Linked DNA regions of Homo sapiens: region 2 is linked to region 1. A link is a contact called in ENCODE Hi-C or POLR2A ChIA-PET data. All regions are on one chromosome and are shown on one strand. Each heading gives the region's core, a stretch centred on a gene start or an enhancer-like site at or near the end of the contact. The rest is flanking DNA. Distances are from core to core; before and after follow the strand shown.

The links. Hi-C counts contacts between places; a loop is a spot of excess contacts on that map. ChIA-PET counts read pairs that join two places held with the same protein, here RNA polymerase II (POLR2A).
Region 2: a map of right cardiac atrium shows a loop between it and region 1 (2.3-fold over the local background). The contact joins two enhancer-like sites. A Hi-C loop is called at or near these places in 1 of 168 maps with a recorded cell type or tissue (right cardiac atrium). POLR2A ChIA-PET finds 5 or more read pairs at or near these places in 3 of 52 experiments (A673, RWPE1 and activated T-cell).

What each region holds. Positions count from the first base shown.
Region 1 is chr7:66,169,164-66,174,880 of GRCh38, forward strand. No RefSeq gene overlaps it. Among named protein-coding and RNA genes, the nearest start is that of TPST1, 33 kb to the right of the region's middle. Within about 2 kb of position 1,653, at least 7 of the 41 ENCODE cell types and tissues checked have a DNase peak (open chromatin) inside an H3K27ac peak, as active enhancers do.
Region 2 is chr7:66,264,381-66,269,299 of GRCh38, forward strand. All of the region lies in intron 2 of TPST1 (tyrosylprotein sulfotransferase 1), which reads left to right. Among named protein-coding and RNA genes, the nearest start is that of TPST1, 62 kb to the left of the region's middle. Within about 2 kb of position 3,016, at least 3 of the 41 ENCODE cell types and tissues checked have a DNase peak (open chromatin) inside an H3K27ac peak, as active enhancers do.

The DNA.
Region 1 (5,717 bases), core at 403-2,902:
CGTCATAGCTCACTGCAGCCTCGACCTCCTGGGCTCAAGCGATCTTCCCTCCCAGGTAGCTGGGACTACAGGTGTGCACCATCACTCCCAGCTTTTTTTTTGAGACAGAGTTACACTCTTGTTGCCCAGGCTGGAGTGCAGTGGCATTATCTCGGCTCACTGCAACCTTCTTCGCCTTGTGGGTTCAAGCAATTCTCCTGCCTCAGCCTCCCAAATAGCTGGGATTATAGGCATGCACCACCACGCCCGACTAATTTTTGTATTTTTAGTAGAGACGGGGTTTCGCCATGTTGGCCAAGCTGGTCTCGAACTCCTGACCTCAGGTGATCCGCCTGCCTCAGCCTCCCAAAGTGCTGGGATTACACTATGTTGCCTGGGCTGGTCTCGAACCCCTGGCCTCAAGTGATCCTCCCACCTCGGCCTCCCAAAGTGTTGGGATTACAGGTGTGAGCCACTGCACCCTGCCCCCATTTTTAATTAACAAGCAATTTATGGGGAGATATTTGAGAGAAATATTCTCTTACCACATTTTTACTCACTACTCTTATATTCTAGTGATGATTCTTGCCTCAACCAATAGCTACTAGTTTTCAACACCAACCACATTCCAGGTGCTGCACTAAGGGCTCTGCATGCCTTATCCCTATGTCATAGAGGAGGAAACCAAAGGTGCAGAGTGAAAAAATGGCCCAGGCACTCCCAGGGAGCAAGTACTGGAGGCGGAGGCAGACAGCTGGGTGCAGTGGCTCACACCTGTAATCACAGCACTTTGGGTGGCTGAGGCAGGAGGATCGCTTGAGTCCAGGAGTTTGAGACCAGGCTAGCCAACAAAGTGAGTCCCCATCTCTACAAAAAAATTTTTCAGGGCCAGGCGCGGAGGCTCACGCCTGTAATCCCAGCACTTTGGGAGGCTGAAGTCGGGGATCAACTGAGGTCAGGAGTTTGAGACCAGCCTGGCCAACACGGCAAAACCCTGTCTCTACCAAAAATTACAAAAATTGGTTGGGCATGGTGATGCACGCCTGTAGTCCCAGATACTCAGGAGGCTGAGGCAAGAGAATCCCTTGAACCTGGGAGGAGGAGGTTGCAGTGACCCAAGATCGCGCCACTGCACTCCAGCCTGGGCGACAGGGTGAGACTCTGTCTCCAAAAAAAAAAAAAAAAAAAAGATGCAAGTCGACCTAGACCTGTCTGCTCCAGAGCTAGAGATCACGTGCTTGGGCTTGGGAAGCAAGTGTTTGCTGGGAACTCGAAACGCCCAAGCATCAGATCTATTGAGCAATCCTGTTTCTAAAGCTCCTTCCCCGTGGTTCCCAAATACCCCTGACCAAGGAGGAGGATGGAGCAAGTAGACTTTAGGGCTGGGGGCTGTGACATGCTGGGTATGGCTTGCAGCCAAGAGTCAATCTTCCCTTCACTCCCCCTAGAGTACTAGCTACTCAGAATGAGCCTCTGTTAGAAGCTTCGTGGGTCATTAATTACATGTCTGCCGTGTCCTGCGTGCACGGCTGGGTCAGTGGCTGTGTTCGTAGAACCGGAAGACCCATGTTGTCCTTGCACAGGGCAGGGGCAGAGAGTCCCAGGAACCTGGTGGGTTCTGGGTTAAATGCTCTCTTTTTCCCCCTTGTGGGGCCTTAGCTGGAAGGGCCAGAACATGGGCAGGGTGGGGTCCTGGGGGCAGGGAGCCAGAGTCTTGAGTCATAGGGACACCAAGGAGTCAGGGCCAGGGCAGGGTGCGCTGAGCCAGGGAAACCAGAGGACAGCCAAGGTCTGAATGCTGGGAGATGCGGAAGTCACCGATGCAGGCGAGGTCACAGGAGGGGACTGCAGTCAGGATTGGAGCCAAGAACAAGCCCCGGTGAGCCAGGATCACATAGGACCAGGGCAGCAGAGCCTGAGCATGTATTTGCAGATCTCTGATGCTGGAGGCTTGCTCACCCTCTGGCCCACCCTCAGCCCTCATGTAATATGAGGAACAAATGTATGTTGTAAGCCACTGGAATGTTGGGGTTGTTTGTTACTGCAGCAAAAACTGACTAAGAAGCAGCTTAATGAAAAGAAAACAAAAAATACACCACCTCCTCAAACCAAAGCTCTCTTGTGAACATTCCTTCATTCATTTATTTTGGGGGATGGGGTCTCACTCTGTTGCCCAGGCTGGAGTGCAGTGGTGTGATCTCGGCTTACTGCAACCTCCACCTCCCAGGCTCAAGTGATCCCCCCACCTCAGCCTCCCAAGTAGCTGGGACCACAGATTTGCACCACCATGCCCAGCTAATTTTTGTATTCTTTGTAGAGATGGAGTTTTGCCCTGTTGCCCAGGCAGGTCTCGAACTCCTGAGCTCAAAGCAATCCACCCCCATCGGCCTCCCAAAGTGTTGGGATTACAGGCCTGAACCACTGCGCCCAACCTATGCATTCTTGTGAACATTTAAACAATACGGATGTATATAAAATAAAACATGAAGTTCTGGCAGGGCGTGGCAGCTCATGCCTATAATCCCAGCACTTTGGGAGGCTGAGGTGGGAGGATCACTTGAGCCCAGGAGTTGGAGACCAGCCTGAGCAACATAGTGAGACCCCATCTCTACAAAAAATAATTTTTAGAAAAGCATTGCATAGTGATGCATGCCGGTATTCTCAGCTATATGGGAGGCTGAGCTGGGAGGATCACTTGAACCCTGGAGGTTGAGGCTGCAGTGAGCTGTGATTGCACCAATGCACTCTAGCCTGGGTGACAGAGTGAGGCCTTATCTCAGGAAAACAAAAACAAAAAAAACACATAAAATTCCTCTTCATCTCCCTCCTGATCCTGAAGGAGTCATCATTGATAACATTTTGGTGTATATACTTTCAGAGAGCCAAGTTTTGAAATGGCTGTTTACTAATCTTAGTGAAATAAAATTCACACTTATGGATGCAGGAATTAACAGAAGAAAATATGTCAAGACACATAAAAATGATAAGAAATCAAAACTTTGGACACAGAGGCTCACGCCTGTAGTCCCAGCACTTTGGGAGGCTGAGGTGGGCAGATCACTTGATGTTAGGAGTTTGAGACCAGCCTGACCAACATGGTGAAACCCAGTCTCTCTCAAAAATAAAAAAGTTCACTGGGCATGGTGGCACGTGCCTGTAATCCCAGCTACTCGGGAGGCTGAGGCGGGAGAATTGCTTGAACCTGGGAGGCAGAAGTTACAGTGAGCCAAGATCGTGCCACTGCACTCCAGCCTGGGCGACAGAGAGAATCCATCTAAAAAAAAAATTAAATTCAAATTTCATTGTTCATAAATCAAGTTTTATTGAAACATAGTAATGCTTTTTTGTTTGTTTTGAGACAGGGTCTTGCTCTGTTGCCCAGGCTGGAGTGCAGTGGTGCCAACACAGCTCACTGCAGCCTTGAACTCCTGGGCTCAAGCAATCCTCTCATCTCAGCCTCCCAAGTAGCTGGAACTACAGGTGTGCACCACCATGCCCAGCTACTTTAAAAATTTTTTTTGTAGTGACGGGATCTTGCTATGTTGCCAGGGCTGTTCTCCAACTCCTGGGCTCAAGCAGTCCTCCTGTCTTGGCCCGCCAAAGTGCTGGGATTACAGGCATGGGTCACCATCATGCCCGGCCCATGCTTATTGGTCTATATATTGTTTATGGCTGCTTTCATGCTAAAACAGCAACGTGGAGTATTTTGGCAGAGACTTTATAGGCTGCAAAGCCTAAATAATTTACAATATGGCTCTTTACAGAAAACATCTGCTGATCCTTCATCAGCCAAATTAGCATTTGGCATACTGCCACCTTTATTTTCTCTCTCTCTTTGGATCTTTTTTTTTTCTAAACCATTTAAAATAAATTATAGATATGACACTTGTCCTTATATACTTTGGCAATGATATGGTTTGGCTGTGTCCCTACCCAAATCTCGTCCCGAATTGTAATAATCCCCACATGTCAAGGGCGGGGCCAGGTGGAGATAATTGAATCACGGGGGTGGGTTTTTCCCATGCCATTCTCCTGCGAGTGAGTAAGTCTCATGAGATCTGATGGTTTTATAAAGGGGAGTTCCCTGCACACACTCTCTTGGCTACCACCATGTAAGATGGGCCTTTGCTCCTCCTTTGCCTTCTGCCATGATTGTGAGGTCTCCCCAGCCATGTGGAACTGTGAGTCCATTAAACCTCTTTCTTTTATAAATTACCCAGTCTCAGGTATGTCTTTATTAGCAGCATGAGAACAGATTCATACAAGCATGTAACTCTAAGAGCAGGTGTATTCTCCTACATAAACCACATCACAGTTAACCACACCCAGAGCATTGACCATGAATATAATTATATTAACTACTATTCAAATTTCTCCAAAATTGTTCTGAAAATGTCCTTCAGAGCCTTTTCCCCCAGTGCACTACGTAAACATCACATAATGCATAAAGTTGAGTAAGTTGCCTTTAATCTAGATCACACTTTTTAATTTTATTTCAATTTTTTTTTTGAGACAGAGTCTCACCCTGTTGCCCAGGCTGGAGTGCTGTGGTGCAATCATAGCTCACTGCATCCTCTGCCTCCCAGGCTCAAGTGATCCTGCCTCCTTAGCCTCCCAAGTAGCTGGGACTGCAGGCATGCACCACCATGCCCAGCTAATTTTTGTATTTTTTGTAGAGACAGGGTCTCACTGTCGAGTCAGCTGCCTTTAATCTAGAGCAGTTGCCTAGTCTTTTTTAAAAATAATTTTTATCCAGAAGCAGTGGCTCTCGCCTGTAATCCCAGTGTTTTGGGAGGCTGAGGCGAGGAGTTCAAGACCAGCCTGGGCAAAACAGTGAGGCTTTGTCTTGACAAAAAAGTAATACTAAGTAAACAACAACAACAAAAAAATGCTGGGCATGGTGGCTCATGCCTGTGGTTTCAGCTACGGGAAGCTGAGCGAGGAAGATTACTTGAACATAGTAGTTTGATGCTGCAGAGAGCTGTGACCATACCACTGCACTCCAGCTCCAGCTTGGGCAACAGAGTGAGACGCTGTCTCAAAAAAAAATTTTAATATTATTTATTTTATTTTATTTATTTTGTTATATAGAGATGGGGTCTTGCTATGTTGTCTAGGCTGGACTTTTACTCCTGGGCTCAAGCGATTCTCCCACATCAACCCCCTGAGTAGCTAAGACACAGGCACACATCATGGCACGGGCACCCAGTCTTTTTTGATTCTCATGAAACTGACATTTTTGGGCCAGGCTCAGTGGCTCAAGCCTGTAATTCCAGCACTTCAGGAGGCCAAGGCGGGCAGATCACTTGAGGTCAGGAGTTCGAGACCAGCCTGGCCAACATGGTGAAACCCCATCTCTACTAAAAATATAAAATTAGCCAGGCATAGTGGCCCATGCCTGCAACCCCAGCTACTCGGGAGGCTGAGGCAGGAGAATCGCTTGAACCCGGGAGGCAGAGGTTGCAGTGAGCCGAGATTGCGTCCCTGCACTCTAGCCTGGGTGACAGAGCAAGAATCAGTCTCAAAAAAAAAAAAGAAAAAAGAAACTGACATTTTTCAAGAGTCCAGGCATCTGTTTTACAGATTATCTCTCAATTTGGATTTGTCTGTTTTTTTCCCTGTCATTACTAGATTCAAGTTCATCATTTTGGGCAGAAATTCTCTCTCGTTGTGAGACGGATGACGTTGTGATCTTCTCGTGGCATCACAGTGGGAGGTTCATCTTGTCACGTTGTCCC
Region 2 (4,919 bases), core at 1,766-4,265, 97 kb after region 1:
TACCTCTCGCTGATCTTGAGGCTCTGTGAAAGCAGGAAGTGAAGCCTAAGGCAGAGTTAGAAGCTACCTGGCTAAGTAGTGAAGGTGTATCCCAAACCTACCCAGAGCCCTTCTGCAAAGACAGACAGGTTTTTTGGTTCCAAGCATTTAAGGCAGTCTGTTCAGTTGTTAGCTGGCCATTAAGCTAACAGAATAGAGACTCCAGTGACTGCACATAACAAGGAATACAGATTTTACAGAATTAGTTTTGATAAGTCTTGAAACAAACAACTACAACAATAAGCAGCAACAAAAAATTCTGGAGAGGGGAGAGAATCTGATTCCCAGAGTTGCCACATTATAAGATTTAAAATGTCTAGTGTTTAACAAAAAAGTGTAAGATATGAAACACAACAAGAAAAAAAGCCATGAATAGAAATTGTCCCTGAGGAAGCCCAGACGTTAGAATTTCTAGACAAACACTTTATATTAGCTATTTAAAATAATTCTTCAAGAGCTAAAGAAAACCATATCTTAAACAAAACAAAACAAAACAAAAAACCCAAAAACCTAACTGAAAGTTTGAGAACAGTGTCTCACCAATTGAGAATATCAACAAAAAGATAGAAATTATGAACTAAACCAGATAGACAAGCATGGTAACTGAAATGAAAAATTTGCTTCTAGGGCCCATCAGGAGATTTGAACAGGAAGAAGAAAGAAATTTGAAGGTAGTTCTATTGACTTTATCTAATTTGAAGAACAGAAAAGGAAAAAAGTAATTAGGAAATATAAATAGAGCCTAAAGAGACCTGTGGGATACCATCAAGTGTACCAACATACACATGACAGGAATCTCAGAAGGAGAGGAGAGATGGTGGGGCAGAAGGATATTTGAAGAAATAATGGGCCAGGTGCAGTGGCTCATGCCTGTAATCCCAGAACTTTGGGAGACCAAAACAGGCAGGTCTCTTGAGCCCAAGAGTTTGAGACCAGCCTGCGCAACAGCGTGAAACCCTGTCTCTACAAAAAATACAAAAATTAACCATACGTGATGACATGTGCCTGTAGTCCCAGCTACTCAGGAGGCTGAGGTTGGAGGATCACTTAAGCCCAGGAGGCCATGGCTGCAGTGAGCTGTGATTGCACTACTGCACTGCAGACTGGACGACAGTGTGGAACCCTGTCTCAAAAAAAAAAAAAAGAAAAAAGAAAAAAAGGGAAAGGGAAGTGAAATAGTGGCTAAAACCCCAAATTTGATGGAAAAGCATGCATTTATGCATACAAGAAGCTCAGTAAACTCCAAGCAGGATAAAACCAGAGATTCACAGCTAGACACATCATAATCAAACTGTTGAAAGCCAAAGATAGAATCTTTAAAGCGGCAAGAGAAAAGCAGCTCATCATGTACAGGGTAACCTCAGTAAGATGAACAGCAGACTTCTCACCAGTAACTATGGTGCCCAGAAGGCAATGGGTTGATGTACTCACATCCCTGAAAGGAAAAAGCCCAGCAAAAACTACCATATCTGGCAAAACTCCCCTTGAGAAATGAAAGAGAAAGAAGATATTCCTCATAAACCAAAACTGTGAGAATTGTAGCTAGCAGACCTGCCTACAACAAATGCTAAGGGGAATTCTTCCAGCTGAAATCAAGATGCACTAGATGGTAACTCAAATCTGCATGAAAGAATAAAGAACATGGGTCAAGTTAACTACATCGGTTAACTTAGCACTGGCCCAAGCTGGTTCCCAGAAAAAGGAGACCGTCCAATAATCAACTGCCAGAGGACAGGAAGGATGAAACCATATTTTTCTCTCCTCTTCACTTTCAGGAGCCCTGCACATTTCCCATATTTCAGTATATAATTTTTGAGTAAATTAGCAAGGTGAGATCTTTTCACCAGTCTAATTCTACTAAAAAAAAAAAAAAGTAGGCTTAGTATTATTAGTCCATAGGGAATGCAGTTTAAAACCACAGTGAGATACCCCTCTATATTCACCAGAATGGTTAATATTAAATGAATGGACATTACAGAGTAATGGCAAGGATAATGTTGGTAGGAGTTAAACTAGTATAACCATTTGGGGAAACTATATATTATGGCTACTTAGCAAAACATGCCTAGCTTATAACCCTACAAATCCACTCCTACATATATTCACAACATAAAGAAGTTATACACTTTAAAAATTACACTAAAAGACTTACAGAAGAATATTTATAGCAGCACTATTCATAGTAATAGCTGAAAGCTAGAAATGGATCCAAGTACCTATCAACAGGGGGATGTATAAATAAAATACATTATATTCATGCAATTAGATATTACTCAGCAATAAAAAGAAGCAAACCAGTGATACATACAACATGGTTGAAGCTCAGAAATATACTAAGTGTACACAGCCAGCTGCAAATAAGTATATACTGTAGGTTTCCATTTATATGAAGTTCAAAAGTAGCTAAAACCAATCTTTTGTGATAGTAGTTAGAATAGTGGTTATTCTAGGGGGCTGACTGGGAGGCAACACAAAAGAGACTGTTGAGGGGCTAGAAATGATCACTGTCCTATCTAGGTGGTGGTTACATGGCTGTATATATAAAATTTTGAGTTACACACTTCAGACAGTGTTGCTGTTAAGATCTGTGTATACTCCATATTATGAAAGATAATTTTTAGGATCTTAAAAAAAATCTTGATTGCTCTGTCAGTGTTATTGAAATCAAGGATGTATAATATTATCAAGTTCAATCATCCTAAAAGGAAATTCAATTATAGTTTCATTTTTGTAACTGTTAAAAGCATTAAGATATAAACATGTTAAACAATTCTCCTTTGAGACATAAACATAAAAACAGGTCTACTGATGAGTCTGTTGATTACCCTATTGCATTTTAGCCAATGTTTAAATATTTGGTCATGTATGTTATTCTTGAAGTGCAGAATGTGCTTAGGGTAATTATTAGCAACATTTAACCAAATTGGTTCTGTTATTTCACGCTGGAGGACCAGAGCAGGATGAGTCAGTAAGGGGACTTTTGAGAAATGAAATGTCAGTGTTTTTGCAACCATTTGTAGGCCATAAAAAAAAAAAATCAGATTTGTTCTTACAAAGAATGCAGGACTGGCCAAACACCAAGATGTTGCTACACAGAGAGAATAAAACAACCAGAGACAAAACCACAGCAGAACTGCTTTCATCCCCAAATTGCAGAATAAGTACTGAGATATGACCGAGAAACAGGGGAGAGAAAGGGTAAACAGTGGAGGAAAGAGATTTTTTTGACCTTATGCTAACTATTAATCTGAAGCTAGAAATGCTGATTTTATCTGAAAAATTAGAGCTTTCCACAGTTATTCATTTATTCAACAAATATTTGTTAAACTTCCATTATGTACCTAGAATCATCCTGGGCGCATAAGATGGAGCAGCAGACAAAACAAAAATTCCTGCCCTTATGGAACATATATTGGGGGAGGGGGTGTGGCAGAAATGCATACACATATTGTACATGTAGCAATGAGGTTAGATTAGATGGCTACTTTTTCTCTTTCTTTCCTTCTTTCCTTCCTTTCCTTCCTTTCCTTCCTTCCTTTCGTCCTTTTTTTTTGACAGGGTTTCCATCTATCACCCAGGCTGGAGTGCAGTGGTACAGTCTTGGCTCACTGCAACCTCCTCCTCTCGGGCTGAAGTGATTCTCCTACCTCAGCCTCCCAAGTAGCTGGGATTACAGGCATGTGCCACCACGCCCAGCTAATTTTTATATTTTTAGTAGAGATGAGGTTTTGCCATGTTGCCCAGGCTGGTCTTGAACTCCTGACCTCAAGTGATCCACCCACCTCAGCCTCTCAAAGTGCTGGGATTACAGGTGTGAGCCACTGCACCCGGCCAAGGTGGCTACTTTTTAAAATATGCCATAGTTTAGCCTTCAACTATATATGCCTTATGGAACCTCCAGTTTAATGCTGCTGTTGATACCCCTCTTAGATTTTCTAATGAGACCTTCCTCAGCACTTTAATAATGAAATCTACTATATGACTCAAGGTTGATGTGTCTTACTCAGTGGCAAAGAACAGAATAAGAAATAGATCCAAACATATCGGAATTTAAGACAGTGGAATGATATCTTACAGAAAGGAGTCAGGGTATTGGGTCCTAAAATCAACACAGATCAAAGCTGAAATTAATAAAATAGAGAAAAATAGAATAGGATAAATAAAAACCAAAATCAATTCTTTGGGATGGTCAGTAGAAATGTAAACCCTTTGCAATATTGATGAAAATAAAAGTGAATATGTATCATAAAGGATGAGGAAAGAGAAATAATCACAACTGTAAACGATTTTTTTTTTTTTGAGACAGAATCTTACTCTGTTGCCCAGGCTGGAGTGCCTGGCTCACTGCAACCTCTGCCTCTCAGGTTCAATTGATTCTCCTGCCTTAGCCTCCTGAGTAGCTGGGATTACAGGCACGCGCCACCACGCCTAGCTAATTTTTGTATTTTTAGTAGAGACAGGATTTCACCATGTTGGCCAGGCTGAACTCCTGACTTCAGGTGATCCGCCTGCCTTGGCCTCCCAAAGTGCTGAGGTTACAGGGCGTGAGCCACCACGCCCGGCCTATAAAAGACATTTTTAAAAAATGATAGGAGAATACAAGAAAGTACATTTGTAATACATTTGAAAGTCTAGAAACAGTGGCTGATTTTTGAAGATAGATGGAGAGCTTCAGTAGGTTGATTAGCACCAAAGAGATTAAACGGTGATTAAGAGATATCATTTAAAAAGGAAGAGATGATACACAACTGAATTATTTCTAATCAGTGGAGAACAGATGAGTCCGATGCTATTTAAGCTATTTTAGTAGATGGAAAACTCCCCATTCATTTTCCAAAGCTATGATTTAATGTCAGAACCCAATAGAAATTACATAAAAG